Regions from separate parts of the Homo sapiens genome. Here all the other regions are linked to region 2. A link is a contact called in ENCODE Hi-C or POLR2A ChIA-PET data. All regions are on one chromosome and are shown on one strand. Each heading gives the region's core, a stretch centred on a gene start or an enhancer-like site at or near the end of the contact. The rest is flanking DNA. Distances are from core to core; before and after follow the strand shown.

The links. Hi-C counts contacts between places; a loop is a spot of excess contacts on that map. ChIA-PET counts read pairs that join two places held with the same protein, here RNA polymerase II (POLR2A). Pooled maps may share reads with other maps.
Region 1: a map of HepG2 shows a loop between it and region 2 (2.5-fold over the local background). The contact joins two enhancer-like sites. A Hi-C loop is called at or near these places in 8 of 168 maps with a recorded cell type or tissue (HCT116, HepG2, Right ventricle myocardium superior and 4 more), 1 of 37 single-sample maps with no recorded cell type and 10 of 50 pooled maps. POLR2A ChIA-PET finds 5 or more read pairs at or near these places in 2 of 52 experiments (H1 and activated T-cell).
Region 3: a pooled map shows a loop between it and region 2 (2.1-fold over the local background). The contact joins two enhancer-like sites. A Hi-C loop is called at or near these places in 2 of 50 pooled maps. POLR2A ChIA-PET finds 5 or more read pairs at or near these places in 2 of 52 experiments (H1 and activated CD8-positive, alpha-beta memory T cell).

Annotation. Positions count from the first base shown.
Region 1 is chr15:90,608,154-90,611,205 of GRCh38, forward strand. The region is part of intron 6 of CRTC3 (CREB regulated transcription coactivator 3); the gene reads left to right. Among named protein-coding and RNA genes, the nearest start is that of LINC01585, 51 kb to the right of the region's middle. Within about 2 kb of position 1,803, at least 3 of the 41 ENCODE cell types and tissues checked have a DNase peak (open chromatin) inside an H3K27ac peak, as active enhancers do.
Region 2 is chr15:90,305,357-90,308,215 of GRCh38, forward strand. No RefSeq gene overlaps it. Among named protein-coding and RNA genes, the nearest start is that of NGRN, 41 kb to the left of the region's middle. RefSeq lists an enhancer at 1,189-1,238. Within about 2 kb of position 1,320, at least 5 of the 41 ENCODE cell types and tissues checked have a DNase peak (open chromatin) inside an H3K27ac peak, as active enhancers do.
Region 3 is chr15:90,785,153-90,788,283 of GRCh38, forward strand. All of the region lies in intron 14 of BLM (BLM RecQ like helicase), which reads left to right. Among named protein-coding and RNA genes, the nearest start is that of BLM, 69 kb to the left of the region's middle. Within about 2 kb of position 1,264, at least 5 of the 41 ENCODE cell types and tissues checked have a DNase peak (open chromatin) inside an H3K27ac peak, as active enhancers do.

The DNA.
Region 1 (3,052 bases), core at 553-3,052, 300 kb after region 2:
GGATGGAGAGAGGCCAGGAGTAACCCGGAGTGGGGAAGAGGCCCACTCATGCCATCTCACAGCTCTGCTTCCAGAGCGAACCCAAACCTGATCATCTTGCTCTCCCACTTAAAATCCTCAGTGCCACCCCTCACCTTCAGGAGAAAGAGCCCAGATCTTCTTTGGAATGACATGAGCCCCAAGGCCTGGCTCCTGTCTGCCTCTCTCCCTTTTCTCTCTGCTCCCCCGCCTCACACCCAAGGTAGCCATGCGAACCACTTTGGGTTCTACTGGTGTTTCTTCCTGTTCCTGTCTCTTCCTCTCTCTCTCACTCCTGGCCAGCACCCTCTCCATCCGTAAGCCTCAGCTTGTGTGTGTCCTCATGTCTGTGGAGCCATCCTTGACCTTCCTTCCTCTCAGCTCAGAGTTATCGTGTCCTTCTAACATCCCAGACTGCTCTCTTAGCACCTGCAATGCTTGGCTGCTTTTTTATGTGAACATGCATCTCTTTCTCTGCTCAGTGTAGATTTCTTGAAGGCAGCATCTTAATGGTCTTGTTCTCTCCAGCCCCTAGCACAGTGCCCGGCACAGAGGAGCCCGTACTGATGGAGAAGTGTGAAGAATCACACACTGGCTCACATGTGCACGGCATTTGCCAAAACACCCTCTCGGTGCTGGCACCTGACCTGTACATGAAGTGAGGCTGGTCATTCAGACACATTTCAAGCCTACCTTTCTGGGGTTTATAATCTAGAAAGAACAATGGTCTTGAATTATCCATTCCATATGCAGATTGACTCTTGCCCAGAAACTTTCAGGGCTGTGTATTTGTTCTTGAAACAGGAATAAATAAATCTTTAGCCAAGAAACCAGCTTTTCTGGTTTTCTTTGCTTTTTGGACAATTTAAAGCCTAAATGGCCTCTGTTCCTTCCAGGAGAACACTTATGATCGTATTTCTTTGTATATAGCAGGGATAGTACTGAATAATAATTGTTGCTATATTTGTTCTATTGGTGCAATTCAGAGAAGACTACATTTGCTTAAATGATTGTTTGCTTGTAAACTATGGGAGCTTTCAGAATTGGTTAGGGACATCTACCCATGCTTCCATACATGGGAATATGAAAGTTGGCAGTGATGTTGAAATTGATGTTGGAATTGGATATGGGTGCACTGCTCACTGCTTAGAGGAGTGGGGTGTGTGGGAAGAGGGATGAGTTTAGTTTCAGGATAGGTAGAGATGGGAATATGTAAACAAAGCCTAAAAAAAGCAGAGGCTGTAATCAGTGGGGGTGCCTGTGAGCACAGCAGGATCCTAATCTCCATGGACCGGGAGCCAGCTAGACAGACAGATTTTTACCCTGGAGCTCCTGCATTTCTGCCTCTGCCGATCCTTCATTTACATTACCCTCTGCAAAGTTTACACTTCTCTAGAAAGGGCCAAAGGCCTAGAGAAACAAGGCAATCACAGGTAATTCAAGTGAGGATTTTTTGAGGCTTGCATGCTAAGAAAAAGAAAGTAACTGAAGAAAGAAATTACCTGAGCTGAAGTATTCATTCTTAGCGATGTAGCCTCTGAGAGAAGAGGTGAGAAATGTCAGAAGGGGTAAGTGAGGATGGAATAAGAAAAGCAAAGGAATGTAAACATTGGTCCAGGTAGACAGAGCAATGAGAAAAACAGGAAGAAAGAAAGAAATCCTGGATCAGGGTTCCTGCGTTGACTTGAGAATCGTGGTGGTCTCTCCTTTTCAAATCAGCAGTTAGAAATTGTTGGGCTACAATATCTGACAACCATGGAGGGTGGGCTGGCCTCCAACTCAGATGTCTGAACTGTGTGCCTGCTCCTGCAGTTGCCTTGCAAGTATAGCAGAACTCAGAAACACATCCTAATATGGATGTGTTTACATGGGAAAGCCAGTGTTTAAAATATTATTCAAGTCTCCAAGGATGGAAATTATTTCTGGAGAATTATATTTGTTGGTGGGAGCTATTTTAAATAGTTTCATGTATTTTCCTCCTGTGTTTCATTAAAGTTTTTCATTTTCTTTCCTTTTGGATTTTAAAACTATCAACTGGCTTTGCAAAAAGGTATTTCTTATAGGACCAACCAAAGAAAGATTTAAACAGTGATGGGAAAATATAATTGAAGCCCAGAACTGGGTTCTATGTTCGAAGCAATAATAACTCTTCTTTCCCTGGGAATCTCTCCTAGGCAGAATGATGCAGCCACACTTTTTTGTTATTGTTGTTGCTGTTGCTGTGAGCCCATGAGGAGAGCATCTGCTCACGGCTTAACTACATGAGCAATAAACTATGATACATTCATGAGTGGAGATTTGTGTCACAAGAAGACAAAGCCTGATACATGTTGAGTAATTTTCATAATAGCTATTGAGTTCCATGACAATTAGGCATAAATGATAAGCAGTTGGTATAAATGACAGAAATAAATTTTTATGGAACCAAACAGGATTTTTATAATTTCTCTCTTTTTGTTTAATTATTCAGAATCTATAAAGAGGGAATGTTGGCCATTTCCCTGGCAGCATGTGCACCTTAATGACCATTTCACACTTACATGCAGATAGGGAAGCACAGGACTCTGTGGGACACGTGCCCTGTCCCATAGCCTAGGACTGTCTCCTAACACCCCTCCTGACATCGGGCATGTGGAGGAGGGACTGGGGTGGTCTCTTCCTTTCAGGGAACAGTCTAGAGCTAAGGGGAGCAGAGTGCGTAATAGGTGTCTTCTCTGCATCCAGGGCTGTAGATGCTGAATATTGCCATCTTTGGGGACCACAGTACTCAGCTCCTTAGCGTGGAGGGGGCTTGGCATGCCTTGGACCTGGTGACCTTTCACCTGCCAATAAGCTTTGACCTGCAGAGTTAAGGAGAAGGTTTACAATGCAAAGAACCTTGAAAGATGTAAGCCTGTTAATTGCATGGATTGGGCGGGGGTACAGTGGCAGGTACAAGCATCCCAGATCTGAAGAGGGGCAAAAAGAGTGTCACCCAGGGACAGGAGGGCCCAGAGTGGGGAGGCTGAAACACCAGAGGCCTCCTTTAGGACAA
Region 2 (2,859 bases), core at 70-2,569:
ATATGAGAGCAGGGAGATTTTCTGGTGGGTGGGCGATGATTGCTTTTTTCTTCCCCACGCTCTCCTGGCATTTTTCTCCCCTTCCTTGGGACTGGATTATAGAATGCAGGGGCAGGCCAGGAGCGATGGCTCACGCCTATAATCCCAGCACTTTGGGAGGCCAAGGCTGGTGGATCATGAGGTCGTGAGTTTGAGACCAGCCTGGCCAACGTCGCAAAGCCCCGTCTCTACTAAAAATACAAAAAAAATTAGCTGGGCCTGGTGTCGGGTGCCTATAATCCCAACTACTCGGTAGGCTGAGGCAGGAGAATCTCTTGAACCCAGGAGGCGGAGGCTGCAGTGAGCCGAGATCGTGCCACTGCACTTCAGCCTGGGCGACAGAGCAAGACTCCATCTCAAAAAAAATAATAAAGAATGCAGGGGCAGTTCAGCTTATACATCATGGGCATAAACAATGGCCACTAATTGAAATGGTAGTTTGAAGCTAGCCAGAAATAGCTCTTCACAAAAGAGATCAAGTCTTACTCTGTAAAAAGAGAGTAAAAGCTGAGAAAATATTTCTGAACTAAGTTCACCTTACACAAAGAACATATCCAGAGTTCTAGAATATATGGATATGCTAGGGGAAGAAATACAGATGCAGGCAATCCCCTCTCCTCAATCAGAGGGACAAAGGGTGGAATATGATCTCTGTTCTAAGGCCGTTTGCACTTTCTGTTCATCCTTACCCACTTGTGATGTGTTGTTGTGGTGGTTGTTTCTCAGCAAATGCTCTTAAGTCTGTTACGTAACCTTTCTAAGCACTTTACACATATGAACTGATTTGACTCACATAATAATCTTCTGGGATAAGAACTATTAGTATCATTCCCACTTGACAGATGCAGAAACCGAGGACCTGAGAGATTCCATAAGTCTCCCTGGCAAATTGGATTCAGCCCCAGGAAGTCTGGCTTCTTGGCCTACATTCTTGACTATAAAAGTTGCACTGTCTCTTTAGCTGAAGGGTGAACTTAGGCATTTGAACAGCCAAGGGGTTGTGGGTAGAGTGAAAAAAGAAAGGAAAGGCTTTGAAAGTTATCCTGTTGTTTGAAAACACGAAAAGAGAAGAGAAAAAGAAGGAGAGAGCCTGGAATAGCTGTGAGAAGGCAATAGAAGAAGTGGAAGAACAGGAAATGGAAGAAAAAAAGCAAAGAGAAATTGACCTTGTCCCTGCTAGGGTCCAAATCTAACGGCTTGCTCGGGCTGGAGGGGCTAGAAGTGGGTGTCTCTGCTTTCAAGCAGCGCATTTAACTTCACCGGCTTTCCCCAGGCTGTCTCTGCAGCAACCCACACGAGGGCCTCTTTTCACAGCAATTATGAAAGTGATGGTGGGAGGAAGTACAGCTCACTTATTGAGGTTAAAAAGCCACCCAAGTAAAAGCATTAACCCAGTAGTAAGATTAAATTCCTGGCCCCAAAGGGAAATTATCAGGAGGTGTCCTTTACCATGTGTGAAATGGAAACAGTTTCCTCTCTTGGGCAAAATAACCAATTGCTGTGGGAGGCGGAAATCAATGCAGTGTTTGGTGAAAACTTGGGTTTCTCTGATGAGTTCTGTGAAACGCTAACGTCTAACAGGGGTTGTTCAGTCTATCCAATAACATTTTCTTCCCGTGACCTTGGATCTTAACGTTGGCTCCGCTCATAAATGACTGTGGAATGGGAATGAGAGAGTAAGCTCTTGACAGCTACAGGGAAATGCACTTCTAAAGAACTTGGTATAAGAGGGAAAATGAGATGGTCCTCCAAGAGCTAAACAACAAGATCAATACATATTGTATGGAGCAGAGATGTGCAAAGTCATCATGTTGAACATTCTGACTTGTTGAACATGTTGAACAATCTGATTGAGGATAATAACACAGCTAAAGGAATAATAGTCAATTTAAGGTAGAGTTTGATTCCATGAAAGAAGAAAAAGGAGAGAGAAGTAAATGCATGTATTCTGTATATATATTGAGAGTCTGCTAAGCACTGTGCTAAGGGCATGAACAAATTCTACTCCTGCCTTTTTGGGGTTCCAGAGCAGGCTGACAGGGTCCATCTAAGAACAGCTCAGAAGAAAAAAATGCATCTTCGTCAAAGATATCCAGTATCCTGGCCAAGAGCAGTGCCTGCCGTTTTTGTAGACGCTGTTATTCTTTTTCCCATATTCCCATCTCAGGCTCATAGATGAGGGAACTTCTCCCCATCTGACTTGCAGACCATTTTAGGGAACACTTGGATGGACACGTACTCTCTCGCTTTCCCTCCTTTCATTCTTCTCTCCCCAGGATAAGAGTAGCTAATCTGACTCAAGACAGCATATCACCCATGTGGCCTCACATGTCAGAAGGGGTTGATTATGGAGTTGGGGCACTGCTTGTGCATGGCACACTTTTTTGCCTTCTTTGATTGGCCTGCCCAGTCTCAGGGCCCTTGCACCCCAGCTCCTCAGCTGGCTTCCTTTTGCTTTCCTTCTGCTCCAGCTTCTCACAGTGCATCCAGGCAGGCAAGTCACGTTGGCCCTGCCCTCTCTTCAGTCTAGGTGAGGTATCAAAGGCCAGTACTTTGGCTCAACCCCAAGTTGAAGTCTCTAGCTCTGAGCGCTGGAGCTTGGGGGGCACAGCCTACCACACTCATCTCCAGAAAGTTCCCTGGGTCTGGTCTCCTTCTCATCAAGAAACTATGTAGGTAAAAGGTAAAGATTGGTAAGCCTCACTTCAAGCCATTCTTACTAGATAACATTAAACCTTTATAGTCACCTCCCATCCCCCTTTCTACATCAACATTCACCAGGCAAAATTCTAACTGGGTTATGAGTTCACATGGGCTGGT
Region 3 (3,131 bases), core at 14-2,513, 480 kb after region 2:
AATGCAAACTGTTTTTACCTTGAAGGTAGTAAACATCAAAATAAGACTGAAATTTAAAAAACAGATTTTCTTTGAGACTTCTAAAGTTGCTTTTTCTTTCATAAAAAAAATCTGCTTGAGATATAATTCACATATCATAAAATTTATCCTTTCAAAGCAAACAAGTTAGTACTTTTTAGTTTATTTGCAAAGTTGTACAATAATCATCTCTATCTAATTCCAGAATTTTTGATCACCATAAAAAGAAACCTCATACCCAGTCACTTCCCCCACCCCCTAATGCCTGGAAACCACAAATCTACTAACTACTGCTAACCTGTTTCTAGAGTTTATTACTCTGTACATTGCATGTAAATAGAATCATACAGTATGTGGTCTTTGTGACTTTTCTTTTTTTTTTTTTTTTCCGGAGACAGAGTCTCACTCTGTCGCCCAGACTACAGTGCAGTAGAGAGATCTTCGCTTACTGCAACCTCCGCCTCCCAGGTTCAAGTGATTCTCCTGCCTCAGCCTCCTGAGTAGATGGGATTACAGATGTGCGCCACCATGGCCAGCTGATTTTTGTATTTAATATTTTTAGTGGAGACTCAAACTGGTCTCGAACTCCTGGCCTCAAGTGATCCACCTGCCTCAGCCTCCCAAAGTGCTGGGATTATAGGCATGAGCCACCTCGCCTGGCCTGTTTGCTTTTATTTAGCATAATTTTTTCAAGATTTATCCATATTTTAGGATATATGAGTACTTCATACCTTTTTATGGTCAGATAATATTCTGTTATATGGATATAACACAGTTTGTTTATCTACTCATCAGCTGGTTAGACATTTGGCTTGTTTCGTTTCTTTCTTTTTTTTTTTTTTTTTTTTTTTGAGACAGGGTCTTACTCTTTCATTCAGGCTAGAGTGCAATGGCATGATCTCTGCTCACTGCAGACCGTACCTCAAACAATCCTCCCACTTCCCAAGTAGCTAGGACGACAGGCGCACCACTATGCCTGGCTAATTTTTTTATTTTTTGTATAGACGAGGTCTCCCTGTGTTGCCCAGCCTGGTCTTGAACTCCTGGGCTCAAGTGATAATCCTGCCTCAACCTACCAAATTCCTGCGATTATAGGTGTGAGCCACCATCCCCGATGTGTTTCTACTTCTTGGCTACTATGAATAATGGCTTTGTGAGCATTCACGTACAAGTTTTTCCACGGACATATGTTTTCAGTTCTCTTGGGTAGACACCTGGGAGTGGACTTGCTGGGTCAAATGGCAACTCTTTGTTTAACTTTTAGAGGAACTGTGAAACTGCTTTTCAAAGTGGCTCTGCAGTTCTGCATTCTCACCAGCAATGTATGAGGTGCCAGTGTCTCCACGTCTTCACCAATATTTTTTATTGTCCAGCTTTTTTAATGTATTCATCCTTGTGTGTGGGAAATGGTATCTCTTTGTGGGTTTTTTTTTATTTACATGGAAGACCACACACGTGAATAATTCAAGCAAGGAATTCACGTCACCCAGGCTGGAGTGCAGTGGCGCAATCTTGGCTCACTGGAACTTCCGCCTCCTGGTTCAAGCAATTCTCCTGCCTCAGCCTCCCAAGTAGCCGGGACTATAGGCACATGCCACCACACCCAGCTTATTTTTGTATTTTTAGTAGAGACAGGGTTTCACCATATTGGCCAGGCTGGTCGTGAACTCCTGACCTCATGATCCGCCCACCTCAGCCCCCCAAAGTGCTGGGATGACAGGTGTGAGCCACCACGCCTGGCCCTCTTTGTGGTTTTGATTTGCATTTCCCTAGTAACTAACAATATTGGGCATCTGTTTCCGAGATGAGAAATTTGCCGTCACCCAGGTGGGTGGGGAGGAAAGCTGAAAATACTTTAGGCATCTCTTTTTTTTTTTTTTTTTTTTTTTTTTTTTTGAGACGGGAGTCTCACTCTGTCGCCCAGGCTGGAGTGCAGTGGCGCGATCTCAGCTCACTGCAAGCTCCGCCTCTCGGGTTCACGCCATTCTCCTGCCTCAGCCTCCCGAGTAGCTGGGACTATAGGCACCCGCCACCACGCCCGGCTAATTTTTTTTTGTATGTTTAGTAGAGACGAGGGTTTCACCACGTTAGCCAGGAGGGTCTCGATCTCCTGACCTCGTGATCCGCCCGCCTCGGCCTCCCAAAATGCTGGGATTACAGGCGTGAGCCACCGCACCCAGCCTACTTTAGGCATCTCTTATTGTGGTAAATGCCAGCCTTGGATAGATCCCTCTAAATGAAAGGATGAATTTCAGCAAAACAACTAATAATTACTTGGAGCCAATGAAAAGTTTCAGCTCAGGAAAAAGTATTTACTTTGAAGATTCAGAGGAAAAATATCTCTCAAAATTGTTTTCTCTGGGAAAACAGAAAATTTTAGAGGATATCAGTTTAGTATCCCGAGAAAGATATAAGAAGACTTAATATACGTGAACTAGTAACAACTTCCATAAGATCACAGGGTGAGATGAAGGGAGAAATAAAAATCCAGTTTATGGCCAGGTGCAGTGGCTCACCCCTGTAATCCCACCACTTTGAGAGGCCGATGTGGACGGATCACCTGAGATCAAGGAGTTTGAGACCAGCCTGGCCAATATGGTGAAACCCTGTCTCTACTAAAAATACAAAAATTAGCCGGACGTGGTGATGGGCATCTGTAGTCCCAGCTACTCAGGAGGCTGAGGCAGGGGAATCACTTGAACCTGGGAGCCGAAGGTTGCAGTGAGCCGAGATCGTGCCACTGTACTCCAGCCTGGGAAACAGAACAAGACTCTATGTCAAAAAAAAAAAAAGAAAGAAAAATTCAGCTTATCCAAGTAAGAAAAACAAAACTAAGAGCAGAATTATATATTAAGACACAAATGGAATGACTCAGTCTCAGTGGAGACAATAGAATCAGTGATGTAGTGAGTAGCTTGAGAATGCAAGGGAAAAAAGAGATTAAAATGGGGTGGGGTGGAAATTATCTTTGTTGACAAAAGGAGGTAAGGATTCAGCCTAAGAATAGTAAGTGTACCCAAGCAAGAAAGCAGGATAATTGAAACAGATAAGTGTGTTATAAATAAATACATAACAAATATATAACAAAAATAATAGAAGACTGTCTTCAGAAT